Linked DNA regions of Homo sapiens: region 2 is linked to region 1. A link is a contact called in ENCODE Hi-C data. All regions are on one chromosome and are shown on one strand. Each heading gives the region's core, a stretch centred on a gene start or an enhancer-like site at or near the end of the contact. The rest is flanking DNA. Distances are from core to core; before and after follow the strand shown. Region 1 holds the start of INSM1 (INSM transcriptional repressor 1). Region 2 holds the start of LINC01726 (long intergenic non-protein coding RNA 1726).

Region 1 (5,132 bases), core at 285-2,784:
TGGGGTTCTCTGCCCTGTCCCCCGAAGATTCTGCCTTTTGTGTTTCCTCGGGGCTGGGCTGGACAGAGGATGGAGGCAGGCGGCCCAGTCTGGGTCCAAACGGAACGGCAGCGGAGGTGGGGGTGGGGGTGGGGGCGGGGGGAATCTTCGCTGTTGTCTCTTCCTGGTGGCACAGGGGAGGCGGCTTGTCCTCTCGGAGGCCTCAGCCTGCCTCAGAGTACAGATTGCCCCCCCTCCCCCCGTCCAGCACGCGTCTCTTTTGCGTCCAGATTGGCCGCGACCGGAGCTCAATAGCAGGAGGTTAATTTCCTTCACAAAGGTGAAGGGGGCACGGCTCCGTGGGGGCTGCGCCCAGACAGGCAGCCCCTTTATTTCGCAGCGCCTTGATTGGAGCCCTTGATTTAGCATCTGATGTCAACCGGCAAACAAAATGCCCGCTCGGAATGAAAATGCATGAGGCCGCGCGGGGAGGAGAAAGCCAACTTCACTGGGGCGCACGAGGCCGACCGCGCGTTTCGGGCTTCGGCCAACTCGACCCGGATTAACCGAGCCTTGGACCACGCGGAAGCTCCGGGCGGCCTGGGTCGGGCCCCGCCAAAGATGCCATTCCCAAGCCTCCAAGAACCCAAAAGTTCAGAAATTCACGTTCCTCTGGGAACCCAGCCCAGCCCGCCCGCGCTCCAATCCCGCGCTTTCGGGAGACTGAGAAGGCCGTGCCAATTCCTTCTCAAACTCGAAAGAAACCTTCTCTAGCCCCGTGGGCGCGCGGAGGCTGCGAGCACAAACATCGCCCTCGGCCACTGCCAGAAGGCCGGGCCCCCTGTCCACACTTGGAACCCCGGGGAACCCTTTTGCTTGGCCTCTTGGGTCCAGCGGCCCATCCGTCCAAGGTCCGGGCGGAGGCCGTCCGGACCCTGCTGCTCTCTCGGATTCTTGTTTATTTCCCAAACACCACGCGGAGCCACTGCGCCTCCGCAACGATCTCCCCCGCACCGCCCCGGCGCGCCCCCGCCCCCACCCAATCAGCGCGCACAACTTCCCCCTCGGCTCCGGCTCGCGGATTGAACCCTCCTGACATATTTGGGGCCATTCTTCTCCTTTGTTGCTATTTTGCTAGCGACCCGCGGGTAATCCCCGCGCGGGAGGGGGGCGTGCATTGTCGCGCTGATGGACGGGCCCATTTGGCGGCTCCGCGCCCCCCGGAGGAGAGACACAAAGCCCAGGCACGTGCGCCTCCCCATAGAGAAGCAGCAGACCGTGAAGGGAGGCGGGGCCGGGCGTGTGCCTGGACCGGGCGGGGCGGCGGCGCCGGGCGGGGCGACCAGGGGCGCGCGCGGGGGCCCCGCGCCCTCAGGTACATCTGCCGCACCTACCGGGCGACCCCCGAGTCCCGGCCCCCTTTTGGCCGCCCCATCGCCCTCCCACCCTGCCAGGCTGAGGAGCTGCGGACGCGCTGATTGGCTCCAGGGGAAGCGGGAGGCGAGAACAATGGCCCCCTCCCCCCGTTAAAAGGGAGCGGCTGCCGGGCCCGGGGACAGGGACGCGCGTGCAGGGCGCAGAGCTGGGCCGAGCCGTCGCCGGCGCCACGCGAGTCCCGCAGCCGCCGCGCCCGGGCAATGGGCCGGGGGCACTGAGGGCCGCCGGGGCCGAGCGCGGAGGGGGGACCGAGCCAGTGCCGTGCCCTCGGGCCGCGCCAACATGCCCCGCGGCTTCCTGGTGAAGCGCAGCAAGAAGTCCACGCCCGTTTCCTACCGGGTCCGCGGCGGCGAGGACGGCGACCGCGCACTGCTGCTCTCGCCCAGCTGCGGGGGCGCCCGCGCCGAGCCCCCGGCGCCGAGCCCGGTCCCCGGGCCGCTGCCGCCGCCGCCGCCCGCGGAGCGCGCCCATGCAGCGCTCGCCGCCGCGCTTGCCTGCGCGCCTGGGCCGCAGCCACCCCCGCAGGGCCCGCGGGCCGCGCACTTCGGCAACCCCGAGGCTGCGCACCCCGCGCCGCTCTACAGTCCCACGCGGCCCGTGAGCCGCGAGCACGAGAAGCACAAGTACTTCGAACGCAGCTTCAACCTGGGCTCGCCGGTCTCGGCCGAGTCCTTCCCCACGCCCGCCGCGCTGCTCGGAGGGGGCGGCGGCGGCGGCGCGAGCGGAGCTGGCGGAGGCGGCACCTGCGGCGGCGACCCGCTGCTCTTCGCGCCCGCCGAGCTCAAGATGGGCACGGCGTTCTCGGCTGGCGCCGAGGCGGCCCGCGGCCCGGGCCCCGGCCCCCCACTGCCCCCTGCCGCCGCCCTGCGGCCCCCGGGAAAGCGGCCCCCGCCCCCTACCGCCGCGGAGCCGCCCGCCAAGGCAGTCAAGGCCCCGGGCGCCAAGAAGCCCAAGGCCATCCGCAAGCTGCACTTCGAGGACGAGGTGACCACGTCGCCCGTGCTGGGGCTCAAGATCAAGGAGGGCCCGGTGGAGGCGCCGCGGGGCCGCGCGGGGGGCGCGGCGCGGCCGCTGGGCGAGTTCATCTGCCAGCTGTGCAAGGAGGAGTACGCCGACCCGTTCGCGCTGGCGCAGCACAAATGCTCGCGCATCGTGCGTGTGGAGTACCGCTGTCCCGAGTGCGCCAAGGTCTTCAGCTGCCCGGCCAACCTGGCCTCGCACCGCCGCTGGCACAAACCGCGGCCCGCGCCCGCCGCCGCCCGCGCGCCGGAGCCAGAAGCAGCAGCCAGGGCTGAGGCGCGGGAGGCACCCGGCGGCGGCAGCGACCGGGACACGCCGAGCCCCGGCGGCGTGTCCGAGTCGGGCTCCGAGGACGGGCTCTACGAGTGCCATCACTGCGCCAAGAAGTTCCGCCGCCAGGCCTACCTACGCAAGCACCTGCTGGCGCACCACCAGGCGCTGCAGGCCAAGGGCGCGCCGCTAGCGCCCCCGGCCGAGGACCTACTGGCCTTGTACCCCGGGCCCGACGAGAAGGCGCCCCAGGAGGCGGCCGGCGACGGCGAGGGGGCCGGCGTGCTGGGCCTGAGTGCGTCCGCCGAGTGCCACCTGTGCCCAGTGTGCGGAGAGTCGTTCGCCAGCAAGGGCGCTCAGGAGCGCCACCTGCGCCTGCTGCACGCCGCCCAGGTGTTCCCCTGCAAGTACTGCCCGGCCACCTTCTACAGCTCGCCCGGCCTTACGCGGCACATCAACAAGTGCCACCCATCCGAAAACAGACAGGTGATCCTCCTGCAGGTGCCCGTGCGCCCGGCCTGCTAGAGCGCGCCCTCCACCCCGGCCCCCGAACTGTGCCTTCGCTTGGAGACCCACAAAGAGAGTGCGCCCTGCACTCCCCGAACCCGAGTCCGCGCTGGGGGAGCCTCGCCCCCGCCCCCACCGGGTGAAAGTGTCGTCTCCGCTTCTCTCGGTGTGGCGTGACGGTAACCCCATACTCTCCTTTTGACTCCTTTTGGAACCCCCACTTTTACGTTGTGTCCCTCCGCCTCCCCCATGGCGCAACAGGAGTCAGTCTCTTTCTGTACAAGGGAGAAAAGCTGTACGCGTTTGTCTCGTGGTTGGAAGCCTCCCCTTGGCGGGGAGAAGCTTTTTTTCTTGCTAGTATTCGCTGTGTTCATGGTCTAGAAATGCGGTCTGGTCTCGCCTCGCCTACCAATCTCTGCTCTCTATGTATGTAGCGTACGGGTTGTTTTGGGTGAATCTTGAGGAATAAATGCCTTTATATTTCACAGGCTGTAAATTGAACTTCCCACACGATTAGCTTTATTATGGCTTGTGAACTGCTGGAGTCTGGCTTTACCTTTTTGTATGTGAACAAATCAAATTGCTTAAAAAAGAGTTTTCTTTAGTATAGCCACAAATGCCTTGAACTGTTGTCTGGGATTGTTTTGTGGGGGGAGGGAAGGGAGTGTTCCGAAGATGCTGTAGTAACTGCCTCAGTGTTTCACGTAAGACTTTTTGGTTTGATCATCTTTGTTGAGGTAGGACTATCAGTTCCCTCTAAATGTATATGTTGATTTATGAGTAATTGTTATTTATTCTTTATTTATTTATATTAATTATGAAGATTATGATATTATTTGATTGCAGATTTTTTTGGCGCGCTGCCCCCTCCCCACCCTGCCACTCTTGACATTCCACTGTGCGTTTTAGAAGAGAGCCTTTTTCTAAAGGGATCTGCTTAAAGTTTTAACTTTTATACCTATCTGAGTGAATTACAGACAACCTATCATTTATTCTGCTTCGAGGGTCCCCAGGGCCCTTGTACAACCGACAGCTCTTACTTTTAAATGCAATCTCTTTTCTACATACATTATTTTCTTAATTGTTAGCTATTTATAGAAAGCTTCAATAGAACTGTTTCAACTGTATAACTATTTACTATTCAAATAAAATATTTTCAAAGTCAAAGTGTGGTGGCCTGATTTCTGCATCACATGCTTTCAGGACGAATTTAAAATAGAGCTTCTGATGGTTTCTTAAAATGTAACTTTATTTTTTATTAGGAAAAAGGGAACCACCAGGATGGTGGGTTTTCAGAGCTGAACCTCAGCTGCGGAACTCTGCCCTTCTGGCAGCCTGAGGGTATAGCCTTGGTAGCGGCTGGCTGAAACAAGCCTTGTTGGGGTCCTTAGTAATGTGCCAGGAGGCGGGTTAGAATGAAGGCCCTGGGCATCTTTTCAGAGAAATCTAGATCAGTGTCCCTAAGAAGCTGTTCTTTGCACTGCACTTTCATTTAGCAAGTCCTTCATTCCCAAAAATTTGGGGCTCAGGGTGATAGTAATTCCTCAGATAAATAAAGTGGGTAGTTTTTGTTCACGACAAGAAAGGAGAAATGACTTTACCGTCAGATTTGCAAAGCACGGGCAGCAACCCGATTCACATTTGGATGCAATGGGAAGTTAAGCAACTGGGGGCAAGGGCTTAGAAATAATTTTCCAATCAGGTGAGCAGTCTGTTTGGGGGGAAAATGGAACACCATCTGTTTGGGGTATTAAATTTAATAACAGGTAATTACAATGTTTTCCATTATGTGTCACTCAGCTCTTTCAAGAACAATTCTGACTCTCACCAGTGAATATTTTGGGTTGTTTTCCTCTGTCTTGGAAACATCTCATGAAGGAGCTGTGCTAAATCTCACAATTGTGCATGTGTGTGTTCCC
Region 2 (5,831 bases), core at 306-2,805, 1.3 Mb after region 1:
AATTAAGAGACTCAATTTGACTTTGATTTTGAACCACAGGACTCATGGCTCAGTGCTCTTAAAACTCTTAAAAACACAGTAAAAGCGCAGGTCCTGAGCAGAGCCAGGACTCATGCAGGAGCGAAAGCGGGCCTATTAAGGCCTGAGGCTAGGACGTCGTGAGGAAGACCCGGGATCCCGGCCCTGCGGCCCCTGCGGGCTGCTGCTGGTGGGTACCAGCTTTCGTTGTTAGGCCCAAGTCTGGCCAGGGCTCTCGGGGAGTGCCACCTGTGTTTTCTGCCCTCTGTTACTTCCCGCAAGAACCGAAATGCGCACCTGTATGCCCAAGTTGGACTTAAATCAGCTTTTTCTTAAGGTTTCTCCTGGAGTCCTTGAAATGCATGGGCCCGGGGAACATCCCGGCCTATTGCTTGTTTTAACTCCCGGAAACAAACCCACCAAAAATCAAAGCCAAGTATGAGACATGAAGTGGGGGCGACTGTAGCTCCAAGAGCGGCCCTGTCACCGAACCCCTGGGTGTTTAGCAGTGTGAAGTTTCGGGTGTTGAGTTCACGGCTCAGGTGGCGTGCAGCAAGGGAGTTCTCATCAGTAACCCCCCTTGCCGCCAACCCCCAGTCCCCAGAAGGGCAGGCACCCCTTCGCGCCTCCTTTTTGACTCCCGCTTTCGGCAAAGAGTTTACCTCTCTTTCTTTTCCTGCCTTGGGAAAACTGGGCGAGGGCCCGAAGCCTCTGGGGTACCCTCAGATCCATCCTCTGCCCTGCTAGGAGTCCAGCCCCAGGCGGAGGAGTTTTGCCCCAGGTTTCTGAGTGCGCCCTCAGCTAACAGGCTCCCGCGACCCTGGAAGCGGAACTTTGTTGCACTCCGCTTCCAGAGGACGCTGAAATACGGTGCCAAACCCAGCCAAGCAAAAACGCAGAATCCGCGAGCTCTTTACCTCTGTGCGCTCAGCGCTGACTAGTAGCTGTCCCCGGGCCATGGAGAGGGCTAAGCTGCCTCCTTGGGAGGTGGGAGAGACGTTTCTTTTCCTTCTGCAATCTCATCTTAGGGCCATCTCTCACCAAGCCTAGCCTGCAGCTCGGGAACCCGCGATACCCGGCCGGGGGACGACAGGGGGCGACAAACTGTAAGGTTTTCCCTATGCCCGACCGTGCAGAAGGCTGCAGCGAGGGCTGTGTGCTCCCGATCGCGCACAGCTGGCTGCGGGAAAGGGGCCAGGATTGAGACGAAGGCTCGCGGACTCTGCTACCGGGGAGAACCACCCCCTCTCATCGTGCGCAATCCCCAGACTCACCCCTCTACAGTAGCCCCCAGCCACGGGCGGCCTTCACGGGGACGGGGGCGGAGTTTTGTCCTGGACTGCGACTCCTTGCCACTTTTCCAAGCTCGGCAGCAGAGGTGGGGTGGACGTTCCCCTGAAAGGGTAGTTGGGCGAACCAGCTCTCACGGTGTCACGACCGGCTTTATTTCCTCGTCTTTAGAGTGTGCCTGTTGACTCCTCACCTACTGGGGGGAAGAAGCGGCTTTAGCTGCTTTTCCGGATCACGAGTATCCACTGGACTGAGGCAGGGATGTGGCGTTCCTTTATCTCAGAGACTCCAAGGTCTGGAAATCAACCTTTCTTGGTATCTCGCGCCCGACGAAGCTAGCAGATTCCGCAATGGAGAGCACTGGGCAGGGTGCGTCCCCACTCCCCGCACCCCCGGAGCCCCGAGCATACTGTGCGTGCTTAGTCCTCTCTTCGCTGCCTTCGCGGAACTCCTGGCTTAGGCGTGCCCACTTTAATCCAAACCATTCCCTTTCCCTGTTCCTTACTCCAAACCTACGCTGTCATGGACAGGCCTAATCTTCTACATAGCTTCCCCTGCTCCCACTCTCGCACCCTCCTGCCAGTGCACTGACCCTCAAACCTCCTCCAGGTCTCCAGGACCTCCCAGAGCCAGAGACTGTACTGTGTTCATGCCGCCGGAGAGGAAGAGTTCACTTCTTTTAAACCTGATTTTTCTTTTTCCAGGAGTAATTCTTGTCTGTGGCCCCACCGCGTGCTCTCTCTAGAGAGTCCAGGAATTATGAGCCAGTCACTCCTGACAGATACATTTAGACAGGTGGATTAGGAGCCAGGGATGCTCTCTGGCCCTACAGCGGAGGCAAAGGGGTCGGGGCCTCCGCAGCCATGGCTCCCCAGGGTGGGCTGATAGGGTCCATGTGCTCCTCAGCCACTGTCACCGCGCTGGCGCCATACTCAACTCTGGGTGGCTAAGGAGAGCTAGACCCTTGGGGTGGGCAGGAGGGAGGGGAAGAGGGTTCTCTCCTCCAGGGGAGCGCTGGGAGTCTCAGAAACCTCGGCTGTTCCTACTCTCTCCCCTATGCCCTCTTCCTGGTCTAGCACATTCAGCCCAATGCCTTTGGTGCTTACTGGGCTCAACCTCAGAGCTCTCAGATCCTGACCCCCTCAAATCAGTTCATGTTCAAAACCACGAGTTTCCTCCTCTTGGCCCTCACCGCATGGCTCCCGGACACAGTTAGCTGCACAGGTTGGGGAGTTCAGAACTGCTTTGGTGCAGGGTAGAAACAGAGAAATTGTTGATGTTCAATCTCAGGGGTGAATAATTCAGGGCTGCGCAAAACCTCATTTAAATGAAGGAGAAATGACCATTCTGTGGTTTAACAGAGACTTCCTGAAGCTGCAGGTGCTGGGAGAAAGACGAGGCCAGGCCACCTGGGATAGAGTGGTGCGAGATTCCACCGCCAGGGAGAAAGGAACTTGTCCTTCAGACCTAGAGCTGGAGCTATGCATTTGGCCTCCCGCCGGTCGCGCTTGGGGACAGGAGGGCGCCGGATCTATGCGCCCCTTAGCAGCAGATCGGGATCCTTTTGCCTCCTGCCCCTTCTGTCACTGCTTGGAGAGGGATGAGTTCTGGTGGCTGGGCCTGGCTGTAGGAGACAGGATTTGGACCGTGCCCCTCTCGCATCACCGAAATCACCCCCACTATTCCAAGAGTGGTTGGCTATTAAACGTGAAGATTTCCTGAGAGAAGGATTGAGGACCTGGCCAGGAATGGGACACAAGTTCCGCCTTGTGTCTTCCTGACAGGAGCCCTGCACCGCGCTGGACGCTCACCTTGACACTCCCAGCCAGCTGGGGTACTGATCCCACCCTTCCCCGGCCGCTGCCCCGGGAGTGGGGAGGTAGAGAGAGCCACACCCGAAACACCTTTCCACGATAAACTTTTATTCTCTATCTTATTATTAATGGTGGCGGAAATAAAACTAAAACCAAAACGAAAACGAGTACTAGTACTAACACACTAATCAATTTGAGATGACTTCCCCCTCATTCCCAAAGCTAGAGGAGGAAGGGGGCTGAAAGGGGCTCAGAGCAGTGGAAGGTCCCAGGCCCAGCTGGGGTTGGGACGTGTGTGTGTGTGTGTGTGTGTGTGTGTGTGTGTGTGTGTGTGTAGAGGGGTGGGTTCCGGGGGGGTGGTGGAAGAGGGCCGAGGGGGGAGGATAGAAGGAGGGGGTAGAGTTTCAGGGCGGGGAGGGGGGCGCTGGGGCGCAGTGACGGGAACCAATGAGCTGCCAACTCGCGCGTCTCCGGCGTGACTGCCGAGATTGACGTGGAGGACACGTCAAATTGATTCCCGCACGCTGCAGCCTCCCGGTCAGACGAATTTCTCCCAATCGGATGAAGTTCACCCTGGGCCTGGGGTCGCGGGCGTGGAGAGTGTCCTGGGAGGGGGCAGCAGCGGCGGCGGCAGGCCCTGGAGCGGGCGGCAGCGCGCTCCGCTGCCGCGCACAGCGCGTCTCCAGCCCGCGGCTGGGCCGCCGCGGCTCTCGGCTCTCGGGCGCCCTCCCTCTATGCCTCTCACGCGGCGGCGGCGGCGCCCAAGCTCTCCCGGACTGCGCCGGGCCCAGCCCCGGCCACCCCGGCCACCCCGGCGCCAGGCAGCTGGCCGGCCCGCTCGCTATGGGTAAGGGGCGGGCGACAGGCAGGGCTCGGGAGGGCTGATGAGGTGGGTCGGGTCCGCCTGCCTCCCTTCCCTCTCGTCCGCTTTCCCTGGGCGACCCAGTCCTGGGTCCTGGAGAAGCTGCATTCTCCTCTGATCCCCAGCCTTCAGGGGGCAGTTGAGCAAGTCTGGGAAGGGAGTGTTCCAAGTAGACGCGCTAAAAGTCGCGAAAGGGCACGGAGGGCTACAATGCGCCGCGCTCCACTCCGCGGCTCCTCTGCGCCCTTGCCCACTCCAAGCCAGACCCAGGCGGTTTGCCCTTGGACTCCGAGCTGTCTGGGGACCCACAGGTCACCTTTGGAAGTGCGCCTGGGTGCAGTCCCTCGCTCCGCGTGGGGACCCTTGGCTAACCCGCCGGGTGTTTTCTCCCCCTCCGGCTCACTCTTGTCTGGCGCATCCGCAGAGCAGACGTATGGCGAGGTGAACCAGCTGGGCGGTGTGTTCGTCAACGGCCGCCCCCTGCCCAACGCCATCCGCTTGCGCATTGTGGAGCTGGCGCAGCTGGGCATCCGACCCTGTGACATCAGTCGGCAGCTCCGCGTATCCCACGGCTGCGTGAGCAAGATCCTGGCGCGCTACAACGAGACCGGCTCCATTCTGCCCGGGGCCATCGGGGGGAGCAAGCCCCGCGTCACCACTCCCAACGTGGTCAAGCACATCCGGGACTACAAGCAAGGAGACCCTGGCATCTTTGCCTGGGAGATCCGCGACCGGCTGCTGGCCGACGGCGTCTGTGACAAGTACAATGTGCCTTCGGTGAGCTCCATCAGCCGCATCCTGCGCAACAAGATCGGCAGCCTGGCGCAGCCCGGACCGTACGAGGCAAGTAAGCAGCCGCCGTCGCAGCCTACGCTGCCCTACAACCACATCTACCAGTACCCCTACCCCAGTCCCGTGTCGCCCACGGGCGCCAAGATGGGCAGCCACCCCGGGGTCCCGGGCACGGCGGGCCACGTCAGCATCCCGCGCTCATGGCCCTCGGCACACTCGGTCAGCAACATCCTGGGCATCCGGACGTTTATGGAGCAAACAGGTCAGTTGTGGCGGCCTCCGTAGCCTTCTATTAAGGGGCAGAACCTGGGGCGGGCAGGCTTGCAGGAGAGGACTCACACTCGCTCTCCTCCCGGGACCGGTTCTGGCTCAGGGGAGGGCTCCACACTGGCCAGGGAGGCTGGGGGTCCTGGGCCTTTTGTAAGAGACCTCGGACATCTTGAACTTTTTATGACAAATATGGAAAATATTTCCCAAATAGAAGAGCAATCGCCGACCACAAATTTGGAGGCCTGAAATTGTGCTTTTTCATTCTTGCAAAAAGTATGCAAGCCCCTGTTGCCAAATCTAAGGGGGAAAAAAACCCGCTCAATTTTGAGACCCTTTCTTTAGCTCTCAGAATCCTTCACGATTTCCCAAGGGTTCTGTCCCCCACTCCCAGGCCCAGTGGCTCTTCTGAGTTAAAGGAAAAGGGATCTTGTGGTCGATTGAGTGGCCTACATCTCTAAGGTCCTGTGGCCTTGCAGGTCCTGGAGTTTGCGGTGATGGCTGGTGGGGCTGCAGCCACCTTCACAAGGATTTGTCATTTATCTGCAACTAAAGCTTAACACACTATAGGTCAAGTGGGTGACGAGGAAGATGGGGAAGGCGGGAGGTTTGGAACAACTTTGATGCCTGGCTGGGAAAGAAACCAGCCAGAATCGGGTCTGGATTTCTTTGCGCTCTCCCCAGCTGCCAGCAGCTGGCCAGGGGATGGCACACTCTTAGGTGATCAGACTCAGGAGGAGGGCAAGAAGCAAAATTCACCATAGCCTAGGAGGAAAGAGTGGTGGCTG

The links. Hi-C counts contacts between places; a loop is a spot of excess contacts on that map. Pooled maps may share reads with other maps.
Region 2: a loop to region 1 is called in a map of naive thymus-derived CD4-positive, alpha-beta T cell, with 9 times the contacts of the local background. The contact joins the promoter of LINC01726 here to the promoter of INSM1 in region 1. A Hi-C loop is called at or near these places in 1 of 168 maps with a recorded cell type or tissue (naive thymus-derived CD4-positive, alpha-beta T cell), 5 of 37 single-sample maps with no recorded cell type and 7 of 50 pooled maps.

What each region holds. Positions count from the first base shown.
Region 1 is chr20:20,366,570-20,371,701 of GRCh38, forward strand. It overlaps INSM1 (INSM transcriptional repressor 1), which reads left to right and starts at 1,535. Exons shown (of 1, transcript NM_002196.3): 1 at 1,535-4,380. The coding sequence starts at 1,699. The coding sequence ends at 3,231. RefSeq lists an enhancer at 628-1,398.
Region 2 is chr20:21,702,030-21,707,860 of GRCh38, forward strand. It overlaps LINC01726 (long intergenic non-protein coding RNA 1726), which reads right to left and starts at 1,556. Exons shown (of 5, transcript NR_109878.1): 1 at 1,293-1,556. It overlaps PAX1 (paired box 1), which reads left to right and starts at 3,635. Exons shown (of 5, transcript NM_001257096.2): 1 at 3,635-3,969; 2 at 4,409-5,038. The coding sequence starts at 3,684. RefSeq lists an enhancer at 874-1,478.